Regions from separate parts of the Homo sapiens genome. Here region 1 is linked to region 2. Evidence: chromatin loops called from intact Hi-C (ENCODE). Cell type or tissue: heart right ventricle. All regions are shown on one strand. Links, peaks and the distances in the headings refer to the core of each region. The heading gives the core; the rest is flanking DNA.

Region 1 (5,385 bases), core at 326-5,325, 76 kb after region 2:
TAAGTTTAGTCTGTCAGTTCCTTGGGTCATAAGTGATTCTTAATATTATTCAGAGAGAAACTCAAATGCGGCTAACATTTGTATTTATGGACCCAAACTTGAAAATAGGCCTATGATTTATATAGTATTAGTGCTCTTCTGTCATCAACAGCCTGGTCCTCAACCTACGCTGATTGGTATTTTTAAATTCCTCTGCAACTTTTGTGATCTCTTCTTATGATGTTTTCTCTTTCTTTGTGGTTCTTGAGATCAATTCACAAGGAAATCACAGTTCTCAGATCCTAGAGTTGCCAGGATTAGCAATAAAAATATAGGATGCTTAATGAAATTGGAATTTAAGATAAACAATGAATTAATTTTTATTATAAGTATGTCAAGTACAATATTTAGAACATTCTTATTTAAAATCATTCATTTTTCATTGGAAATTCTAATTTAATTAGGCACGCTATATCTCATATGGAAATCCTATCTGATTCTCTTTTCCTTCTGGGGCACCCTGGCCTTGCTAATTCAGGAATCTCTCTTATTGTCATCCCTTCTAATGCTATTTTCACCAGCAATTCCCATAGCAACTCACTTAACACTCAACATATCCCAAGAGGAAGCATGACCCGGCCCTGTACAATGGCTACCTTTTCCATCCAACCACCTATGTCTGCAGTTTTGCCATTCTTTCCATCTCTCCACAAAGAATCTTAGGTTCATTCTTGAGTGCCCCTACTTCCAGACAGTTACTGAGTCCTGTCAATTCTTTCTTTAAAGTGACTTCCAAGGGTTCACTTTCCTCCTTTTTGCTACCTTCACCTCTGCCCTGACCCCTATCTGCTTGATAGTCTCCTTAACTCCAGTCTCCTTCTTTGATCCTGTCTAAATCCTACTCATCTTCCTGAACACTACTGTTTCACTGTACTATGCTGCTTAAGAACTTACAATTGTTTGCTATTGTCTATTGTATTAAGTACTACGACTAGTGTAAAATCTTTCGCTCTTTGAATGACACCATCAAAGAAATGAAAAGACAAGTGGCAGTTCTCTCAAGAAAAAAAATAGATGACCTGAATTGTACTATATTCACTTCAAAAATAAATTCATAGTCTAAGACCTTGTAACAAAGAAAACTGCAGGCTCAGATGACCTCCCTGGTGAATTCTACTAAATATTTATAGAAAAAATAATACCAATTGTACACAAACTCTTCCAGAAATAAAAGAGGAAAGAGGTCAGCATTACCCTGATACCAAAAGCAGACAAAGGCATGAGAAGAAAAGAAAGTGACAGACCAATTTGCCTCATGAACGCACACACACAAAACTGCAACAAAATATTAGCAAATCAAGGCCGGGCACGGTGGCTCATGCCTGTAATCCCAGCACTTTAGGAGGCTGAGGCAGGTGTATTGCTTGAGCCCAGGAGTTCCAAGATCAGCCTGGGCAACATGGTGAAACCTTGTTTTTACATATATGTGTATGTATATATATTCACACATATATATCACATCCAGCTATATATGAAAAGAATAAAACACCAAGACCAAGTGAGCTTTATCCTGGGAATGTAAGTTAGTTTCAAAATTTAAAAAGCAATCAAAGTAATTCACCATTTCAACAGATGTATGATCATCTCAATAGATAAAGAATAGGGCTTTGACAAAATTCAACATTTACTCATAATTTTGAAAACCACTACCAGCAAACCAGAAATATAAGGAATATTCCCATGTTGTTCAACCTAAGAAAAGGCATTTATGAAAAACCTATAACTAATATCATACTTAATGCTCAAAGACCAAATGCTTTCCCTAAAGATGAGAAACAAGGCAAGGATGTCACTTTCACCTTCCTATTCAACATCGTACTGGAAGCCATAGCCCGTGCAATAAGGCATGAAAAATAAATCAAAGATATGCAGATTGAAAAGGAAAAAATATTAAATAAAACTATCTCTATTCACAGAAGACATGATTGTCTATACAGAAATTCCCAAAGAAGCTATAAAAAAGCTAGTGGAACTAATAAGTGAGTTTTAGTGAGGTCATAGGATATAAGGTCAACAGACAAAATCAATTGTATTTGTATATACTTGTAATGAAGAAATTTTAAAATGAAAAAATTTAAAGTATCATTTCAAATAGCACCAAAAAGCATAAAATATTTAGGTATGCATCTAACAAAATATGAAATCTGCATGCTCAACTATAAAACATTGAAGAGAGAAATCAAAGAAGATGTAAATAAAAGTGGAAATATACCATGTTTACATATCGGAAGACTCAATAGTGTTGTCATTTCACCTCCAAAATGATTTATAGATTAAATGTGATTCCAATAAAAATCCCACTAGGCTTTTTTTGGTAGAAACCAACAAGATGGGGCCAGGCATAGTGGCTCACGGCTATAACCCCGGCACTTTGGGAGGCCAAGGGAGGTGGATCATTTGAGGTCAGGAGTTCAAGACCAGCCTGACCAACATGGTGAAACCACATCTATACTAAAAATATAAAAATTATCCAGGCAGTAGTGGTGCACACCTGTAATCCAAGATACTTGGGAGGCTGAGGCAGGAGAATTGCTTGAGCCTGGGAGGCAGAGGTTGTGTGAGCCAGTCTGGGTGAGAGTGAGACCATCTCAAAAAAAAAAAAATCAACAAGATGATTCTAAAATTTATGTGGAAAAGCAAACAAAATGGAATTGCCAAAACAACTTTGAAAAAGAAGTACAAAGAAGATTCACATTATCTAATTTTAAGACTTACTATAAATCTACCATAATCAACACTGCGTGGTATTGGCAAAAGGACTGATGAATAGATAAATGAAACAGAATAGAAGATCCAGAAATAGACCCACAACATATGGTCAGTTGAAATTTGAAAAAAGTACAAAGGTAATTCAGTAGAGATGAGATAGTCTTTTCAAAAAATAGGGCAAAATAATTGAACATCCATATGCAAACACACAGAATAACAACTCATATTTCACACCATACATAAAAATTGACTTAAAATAAATCTAAAGTGTGAAACATAAAACTTCTAGAAGAAAACATAGGAGAAAATCTTTGTGACATTGGTTAGGGAATGATATTTTTAAATACAATACCAAAAGCACGATTCATTAAAAAAAAATAGTCGGACTTAAAATTTCTGCTCTTTGAGTGACATTCAAATGAAAAGACAATTCATGAAATATCTACAAAAATATTTGCAAACACATAGCTGATAAAGGACAAGTCTCTAGAATACATAAAGGACTCTCAGAACTCAGTAATAAGAAAACAACCCAATTAAAAACTTGACAAAATATTTGAATAGACAATTAGTGAAGATATTTGGATGAGAAACAGGCACATAAAAAGATGCTCAACATATTAGTCATTACGGGAATGCAAATTAAAACCACAATAACATACTATATATCTATCAAAGTGTCTAAAATAAAAATAACTGATAATACCATATAAGAAAGAGGATGTGAAGCAACTGAAAGTCCCATACAATACTGGTGGGAATGTATACGATGTAGCTACTGTGGAAAATAGTTTGGCAGCTTCTTGTAAAGTTAAACATACACACATCATATAACCCAGCAATCCCACACTTTGGAATTTATGTAAGAGAAATAAAAACATTATGTCTACACAAAACTAGCACAGAAATCTTCATAGAGGCTTTATTCATAATTGCCAAAAAGCTGGAAACAATCCATATGTCCATCAACTGGTGAATGGAAAAACAAACTGGTATGTCCCTACAATGGAATACTATTCAGCAATAAGAAGAAATGAATTGCTGATATATCAACAGGGAGAATCTCAAAAATGTTATGCTAGGTAAAAAACCAGCTGAGTGTGGTGGCTCTTGCCTGTAATCCCAGTACTTTGGGAAGCCGAGGCGGGCAGATCACCTGAGGTCGGGAGTTCGAGACCAGCCTGACCCACATGGAGAAATCCCGTCTCTACTAAATATACAAAATTAGCCAGGTGTGGTGGCACATGCCTGTAATCCCAGCTACTTGGGAGGCTGAGGCAGGAGAATCACTTGAACCCAGGAGGCGGAGGTTGCAGTGAGCCAAGATCACACCACTGCACTCTAGCCTGGGCAACAAGAGCGAAACTTCGTCTCAGAAAACAAAACAAAACAAAACAAAAAACAGACACAAAAGACTACATACTGCATGATTCCATTTGTATGATGTTCTGGAAAAGGCAAAACTACAGTGAGATGAAGTAGATCAGTAGTCTCCTGGGGTCAGGGGTAGGGCAAGTATAATGACTGCAAATGGGAAGAGGGAAGTTCGCTGGGATTATGGTGACACTCTACATCTTGAGTGTAGCGCGGTTACACAACTGCATACCTTTCCCAGAACTCATTGAACTGTTCGATATTTTGGAGTTGTAGAATTTAAACCTCTACATTCCAAATCATGTGTCCTCCATTCCATGGTAAATGAGGGTTCTTACTGTTTTTTTTCAATTTGGCCAGTCTTCTCAATGCCTTATGGACTTTGGGCTCTTTGTAGATAGATGTTTCAAGCAGAGTCAAAAGTACCACAAGTTATGGATCACTCAGACTAGAGTGTGAGACAGCAACTCCCTGAACCCAGACGAAGGATGTGCCAGAGAAAAATACGAAGACATCTCGATTTTGCTCCCTGAGATTTTCTAAAGAGCTGCTTACCAAAGGAAATGATTCAAGAAAAACTGGAGGAAGAACCAGTGAAAAGACAGGGAATGGAATGGTCCACTATGCCTTCTAAAGAGAGAGATGTTTACAAGCAGGCTGACCATAATGAACATTGGTGGGCTCTAAGATTCTTGAGGGATCAGGAGGTGAGAAGATAAGAGAATTATTGTCATCAAGGCCTTTGAGGGCATCATATGACTGCTGTTATTAAAAGAGCTCTGTAAGGTTCACTTTACAGTTCCTGATAGTGAAGAAGTGCCAGGCAGCACCCAGAAGGTTTTCGTTTTCATTTTCTAAATAGGGGCTTATGTGCTTGGGGTCCTCAAATGGTTACATCGCATGCGCACCTGCACCAGTAAAACCTCACAATTATAGAATTACACAATTTGGTTAAAATTACCAAATAAATACCAATAATGGTGCATGTGCCTTAGGTCTTAATACTTTTCAAGAGCCATGTGAAAGAGATGCTATTATTATTTCCACTGTACACTTTAGGAAAATTAGACTTAGAGAAAATAAGTCTTTAGTCCAAGGTCATAGAACTGGAAGCAAGTGGGATACTGGCATGAGCCCCGTTTTCTGTACTCCATGCACTATACTGCCTTCATTCATTGAACAAATATTCTTGACTATCTATTAAGTACCAGGTACTTGTCTAATAAAGGACTCTCTATGAGAACAGTAAAGTAAAAAAGTAAA
Region 2 (5,385 bases), core at 151-5,150:
GACTTCTATGACTTTTGTGACAGATCTTTAATTTTTATCTATTATCTGTTTTGTCCTTTTCTGAATTAGATGAATAGTACATTCTCTAATGAGTTTTTATTTTTAAATCATAGCAATTGGTTCACCTTTTATTATGTTACTTCAGTGAATTTCCCTCTGATTGTGTATACGCAGTTTAAGTATACAACTCTATTAGCAACATTAGGAACATATTTACATACTCAAATATACAACATAGCCTTTTAAATGCTATTCAGCCTTTAATTAAAGCTTTAAATGATCTTGACATATATCTAGGTTTGGCTGGTATTACAGAGCCCAGAAATTAAGGACAAAAAGATGCTCCTCAGAAATAGCATTTATTGCAACATCAACAACCATGACACGTTGAAATTTTATAAGGCCAATGCATCCATAAATATTTGTGCAATTCTTCCAAATTGTTGCCCACCTACCTTTTTTTTTTTCTTGAGACAGGGTCTCACTCTGTCACCCACGCTGGAGTGCAATGAAGTGATCACCATGCTGGGTTAATTTTTTATTTTGTGTAGAGATGCTGTCTCATTCTGTCGCCCAGGCTGGTCTCCAACTCCTGGGCTCAAGTAATCCTCCTGCCTTGGCCTCCTAAAGTGCTGAGACTACCGGTGTCAGCCACCCACACTGGGACCCACCTATCTTACCTGCCTGCAAGAGCCAAGGAAATGGCCTAAGCACTTGTCCACATAATCACAGCAACTGCTTCTGCTTACATTAGAGGGGAGTTTTGCACTCAGTGTGACACCTCCATTCCCATTTAATTCTCCTCCATTTTCTGGTCTCTAAATCATATTAATACCCAAAATAGGGTGAAATAGAATGTATTTAGAAATTTAAGATCAAATTTTAAACTGCCACCTAGGCCCCTGGTCAAGTACAAATTCTGGTACTATCTCACAAAAGTGTCCTGAAACAGGGGTCTACGTGGATGTGCCAATTCCCAAACATCAGCTTGGGGTCAAAGAATCCTTAGTCTCTAGACTCCATGGCCTGAATCTATCCTGAATCTGTCTCCTTCCAGATTTTGCCTGCCTCTCTCTCTCATCTTGCCTTCTGTACCTAAATGCTAACAAATTGTTTCCCTAAGACAGATTCCCCAGGAATACTTCCTATGCACACACAGCTTTCATTTGAATAAAATTGAGCAGCCCAATGAATGCATAATTTAACAATGCCCTTTAGCACGCCACAAATGTTGTGTTGGTTTTTATTTTACCCCCTTTACAAGATTTGGAGCAAAATATTAACGAAACTTCATAAAAACCAATTCAAGTATCTTTTGGTTTCAAATTAACTAATTAGGTAGCTGTATTTTAGAGGAAGGAACTTCCAAGAAGGCAGTACATCAGGGAGGAGCTTGGGCTTGGGCCTGACTACCCAGGTTCCAAACTCACTGTGACTTCCGGCAAATTACTCAGCTATTTACTCAGTCGCACTGTGCCTCAGTTGCCTCATCTGTACAATGGCAATAATAGGACCTGGAAGACTTATGAAGATTACATACCTTTCTCCACGAAAGCACTCAATAAAATAAGCCTTTATTAATATGTCAACTGAGCTGAAACATAACGAATATAAAACAATATATCCACAGGAATAAGATGTATTAGTTCTTACACTTTTCTTCAAAACTGTCTTTCAATTTTCTGTAGTCCAAGCCAAAACAATAATTATTATGATGAAACTATGATTATTTCTCAAAGTAATAAAATAGAAGGAAACTATTTTGAGAGGGCTTTGCATTTGGGGAAATAAAAGGTAGGGGACGTTGAAAGTAGAAAGTTGAAGCAAAGTATGGTAGCAGCTTCACATTCAATCTTTCTCATCATTCTTTTTTTTCAGGTTTAACAGTCATACTATTGTAAAAGAGGTTTTCTCCTTTTCCGCCTTGATGGGAAGTGTTGCAGGCTTATTCTATTCTCTACTAAATTCAAGCGTTTTAGTAGAAAAAGTAAAATATAATATATATTCTTACAATATTGTCCACACGAAAGATTTACTACACAAAAATTATTTCTGAAGGCATTAATACCAGGAACAATTAATGTTTAAGTCGCAAACGGAGATGTTTACGCTGACAGGGAACAGACAAAAGGGCGGCCATGCTTCAACAAAATGTAGGAGTTTTCAGTTTGCAGCTTGAACTTGACACTGTTGAAATACATGCATTTCGGTGGCCCCGTTACATTTCACGCGTCACGAAGCCGAGCAAGACCAGCCCGGGCCGCCTTCCCCGTGTACGCGCGGGCCTCCGGGGACGCGCAGAGCTGGAGCGGCGGGCGCGCGCGGCAAACGGGCCCGCGCGGCCTCTGCGCGTCCCCGCTCCAGCACCCTGGCGAGGCCTAGACCGCCGTGAAGACCCCGGGGAAGGAGTGGCCGCGCTCACCTGCAGCCGGGAGAGGACAGCGGGGGAGAGGAGGCCGCTCTGCACCGGCCGAAAGCGAAGGGCTCGCCGGCTGGCCGCGTAGTGTAAGGGTCGGTGGTTTCTTTGCTTGGTCCCTGGAAATCCACCCCTTCTTATCCCGGAGGCCTGAACTCGATTTCTGCAAAACTTCCCGCGACCAGCTCATAAAAGGAGAGCGCGTCCCTGGGTGGGCTCGAACCACCAACCTTTCGGTTAACAGCCGAACGCGCTAACCGATTGCGCCACAGAGACTTCGGTGTCATTTTCCCCTTCTGCCTCAGCCTTTATGAAGAATAATAAAGGCAGTGTGTGGCTGTTTCTGCTTTCTGATTGGTACTATCAGAACCAAAATATTTTACTTCACGTTTCCAACCCTCTTAATTCTATTTTCCACCTTTTAAGCATATCGCAAAATTATACAACAAAATCAAGCAGCATTGCAGATTGCAAAATGTATTAAAATACTGTTGCTCCCCCCCGCCAACTCCCATTTGGAACGTTGTATTTCAGGAAAATAACTATTTCTTATTAGTTTTCTTTTATGAGAAAATCAAAGCTTTCATCTTGTGAGCTGAGAAACTTTCCCTTTGTTTCGAACAATTTGCCCAGTGCTTCGTTCGCTCATCTCTCGTGATTTACTTGTGTAGTATTCCCAAGGTCATCTGAATTTTATTTGGCTGCTTTATTTTTATATTCAGGTATTACTAAATGCATAGATGAAATCCCTATTTGTTTTGTACTAAATACAGTACAATGATTTCACACTAACATTTTGTTACTGGAAAGAAACATCAGGGAAAAAAAGCTACAGGAACATTTCTTAGTTCCAGTGCGTTGTAGTTTATTGCTAAATCTGCCCTCGTCCCTGGAATTAGCCTACACACCCACATCGAAGCATAGCACTTAAAACACACATCTCGAGGGATAAATAAAACCCAATTTGAGGAAAGAGAAGTTAAAGAAGAAAAAGGAATGATTTATACTAACTCCTGCAAATTTTTAGCACAGAAACACTGCAGGTAAACATGCTCCATTCCTATAAATACTTCAATGAAAATCGTTCCCTTTGTGTGAATGTTTCCTGGTGCCTTTTAAGGTACACTTCTAAGTTCCAAACGCTCTTTTTCTCCCTTCTTCTCTCCTCAAATAATTGCGAGTTTCCACTTGAGAACGTGAACGTGTTTAAATTTTTAACAGTCACTAAACCGCTCTGTACAGAATCCCTCCAAAAACAATCGCTATCATGATTTATAGACGTTGTAAGCGACGCGTCTTGGTCCAATCAGCATTTTGAGTTCCCGTTGCATGGTAAGACAACTTAAATTGGCTTTGGAACCAATTAGAAGCCGAGTTCCCTGAAAGCGTTGAGATGTTAAACAGCTGTGAATTCACGCCAAGCTGCACCACGCCACTTTCAACAAACTTTTGGAAGTGCACTTGAAATTTTTGAATTTGAAAAAACAATCTAGGAAATGCTTCTACAGAGTGTATGAGAAGTCTCATTTCATTAGACGATGCTGCTTTGTACTTGGTAATATTATATGTACCTGTTAATGGGAGCTAAAACTATCAGGTACTGGCTTTTCTTCTCCAAATACCAAACTGAGTGTCCTTTCCTCTGTTGTTTTTGTGACTATCCAGTTAGAACAGACTGCAACGGGTGTACTTCACTGCCCCATCATTCAATGTTTACTCTTCTGTTTAAAGTAATATTAGGAACGGTTCTACTCATGTAAATCTCTTCAGCTCCAATATCTTTTCCTCACTTCAGTCATCATACTAGCATTTGACTTCTAACAAGAGAGATAATGAGAAACAGTCGATGAGAAAAACTAACTCAGAAAGGAATATTAACTCATTCTAGGCTAAAAAATTGTCTATGTAAGTACCACTATTGGTTTTAAAACTGTCTTCAAGCCTGGTTCTGTAGTTTTTAACATTTTACATAAAATGGCTGTTTCCACGGTTACTTAGCTCTGCCTTGTTTTCCCTCTCCACTTGAAACTACTTCAAAGGAGCATATAAATGTTTAAAATATTGAATGGACTCTGAACATTTTATTCCAATGGTATATATCAAGCACATCTTTTATGCAGAATGATCACTAACAAAAATAAGGGAGAAGAATGCATTGTCATCTAAATCTTTGTGATTATCTCATCTTAGGCCATAATATTTATGTTCAGTTTTTAAAGCCAAACTAAGCCCACTGGATTAATTTTAGAAACATACATTATCTTTTCTTAATTTTAAGATAACCCAAGATAAATGAGTCCTATAGCTTCATTAGCACTTGGGTCTTTATAACTGCTAAAAGTAAAATGAACTGGGCATTTTGCCCCCTTTTTTGTGTATTATACACAACTGAACTGCAAATTTACTTTTCCTAAGAATATGCCCTATCAATGGGGCTCATCTGTGCAGATTAATGGGCATATATATTTTATTTTCTTCTTGGAGAGGAAGAGAGAAAAGCAAGAAGATCTGTGCAAATAGGATTCACCTGTCTTAACAGGCAAGCCACAATGGACCACACTGATCTAACACCTTCCAGATACCATGAATCCAAGGCTTTCAGATAATATTCTTCCAGCTTCATCCCAACAGCATAGGCAACTCACAGGGTTGCCATTAGCAGGATTGTGCATGACCTGAATTCTTCTTCATTTCTGTATTTCAGAAGTATGGTGACGGAGTCGTTAAAAACGAAAAATCCAGTTAAAAAAAATTTTTTTTAATAGCCGGGTATGGTGGCTCACACCTGTAATCCCAGCACTTTGGGAGGCTGAGGCGGGCAGGTCACCTGAGGTCTGGAGTTCAAGACCAGCTGGCCAACATGGTGAAACTCCGTCTTTACTAAAAATACAAAATTAGCCAGGCGTGGTGGCAGGCACCTATAATCCCAGCTACTCGAGAGGCTGAGGCAGAAGAATCGCTTGAACCCG

Evidence for each region. Peaks named below come from ENCODE experiments on the same cell type or tissue, not always from the same donor. Only the 100,000 strongest peaks of a DNase experiment are listed, where the experiment ranks them.
Region 1: a loop joins it to region 2, with 2.2 times the contacts of the local background. A loop is called at or near these places in 67 of 110 quality-filtered maps.

Annotation. Positions count from the first base shown.
Region 1 is chr10:22,302,376-22,307,760 of GRCh38, forward strand. No RefSeq gene overlaps it. Among named protein-coding and RNA genes, the nearest start is that of COMMD3, 11 kb to the right of the region's middle. In heart right ventricle, for the core only: no CTCF peak of the experiment used is centred there; no DNase peak of the experiment used is centred there.
Region 2 is chr10:22,226,891-22,232,275 of GRCh38, forward strand. TRN-GTT2-3 (tRNA-Asn (anticodon GTT) 2-3) reads right to left here and starts at 2,692; the gene lies at 2,619-2,692. RefSeq lists a silencer at 2,144-2,393. In heart right ventricle, for the core only: no CTCF peak of the experiment used is centred there; DNase peaks (open chromatin) are centred at 2,321 and 2,631; H3K4me3 peaks cover 2,775 bases; H3K27ac peaks cover 2,786 bases.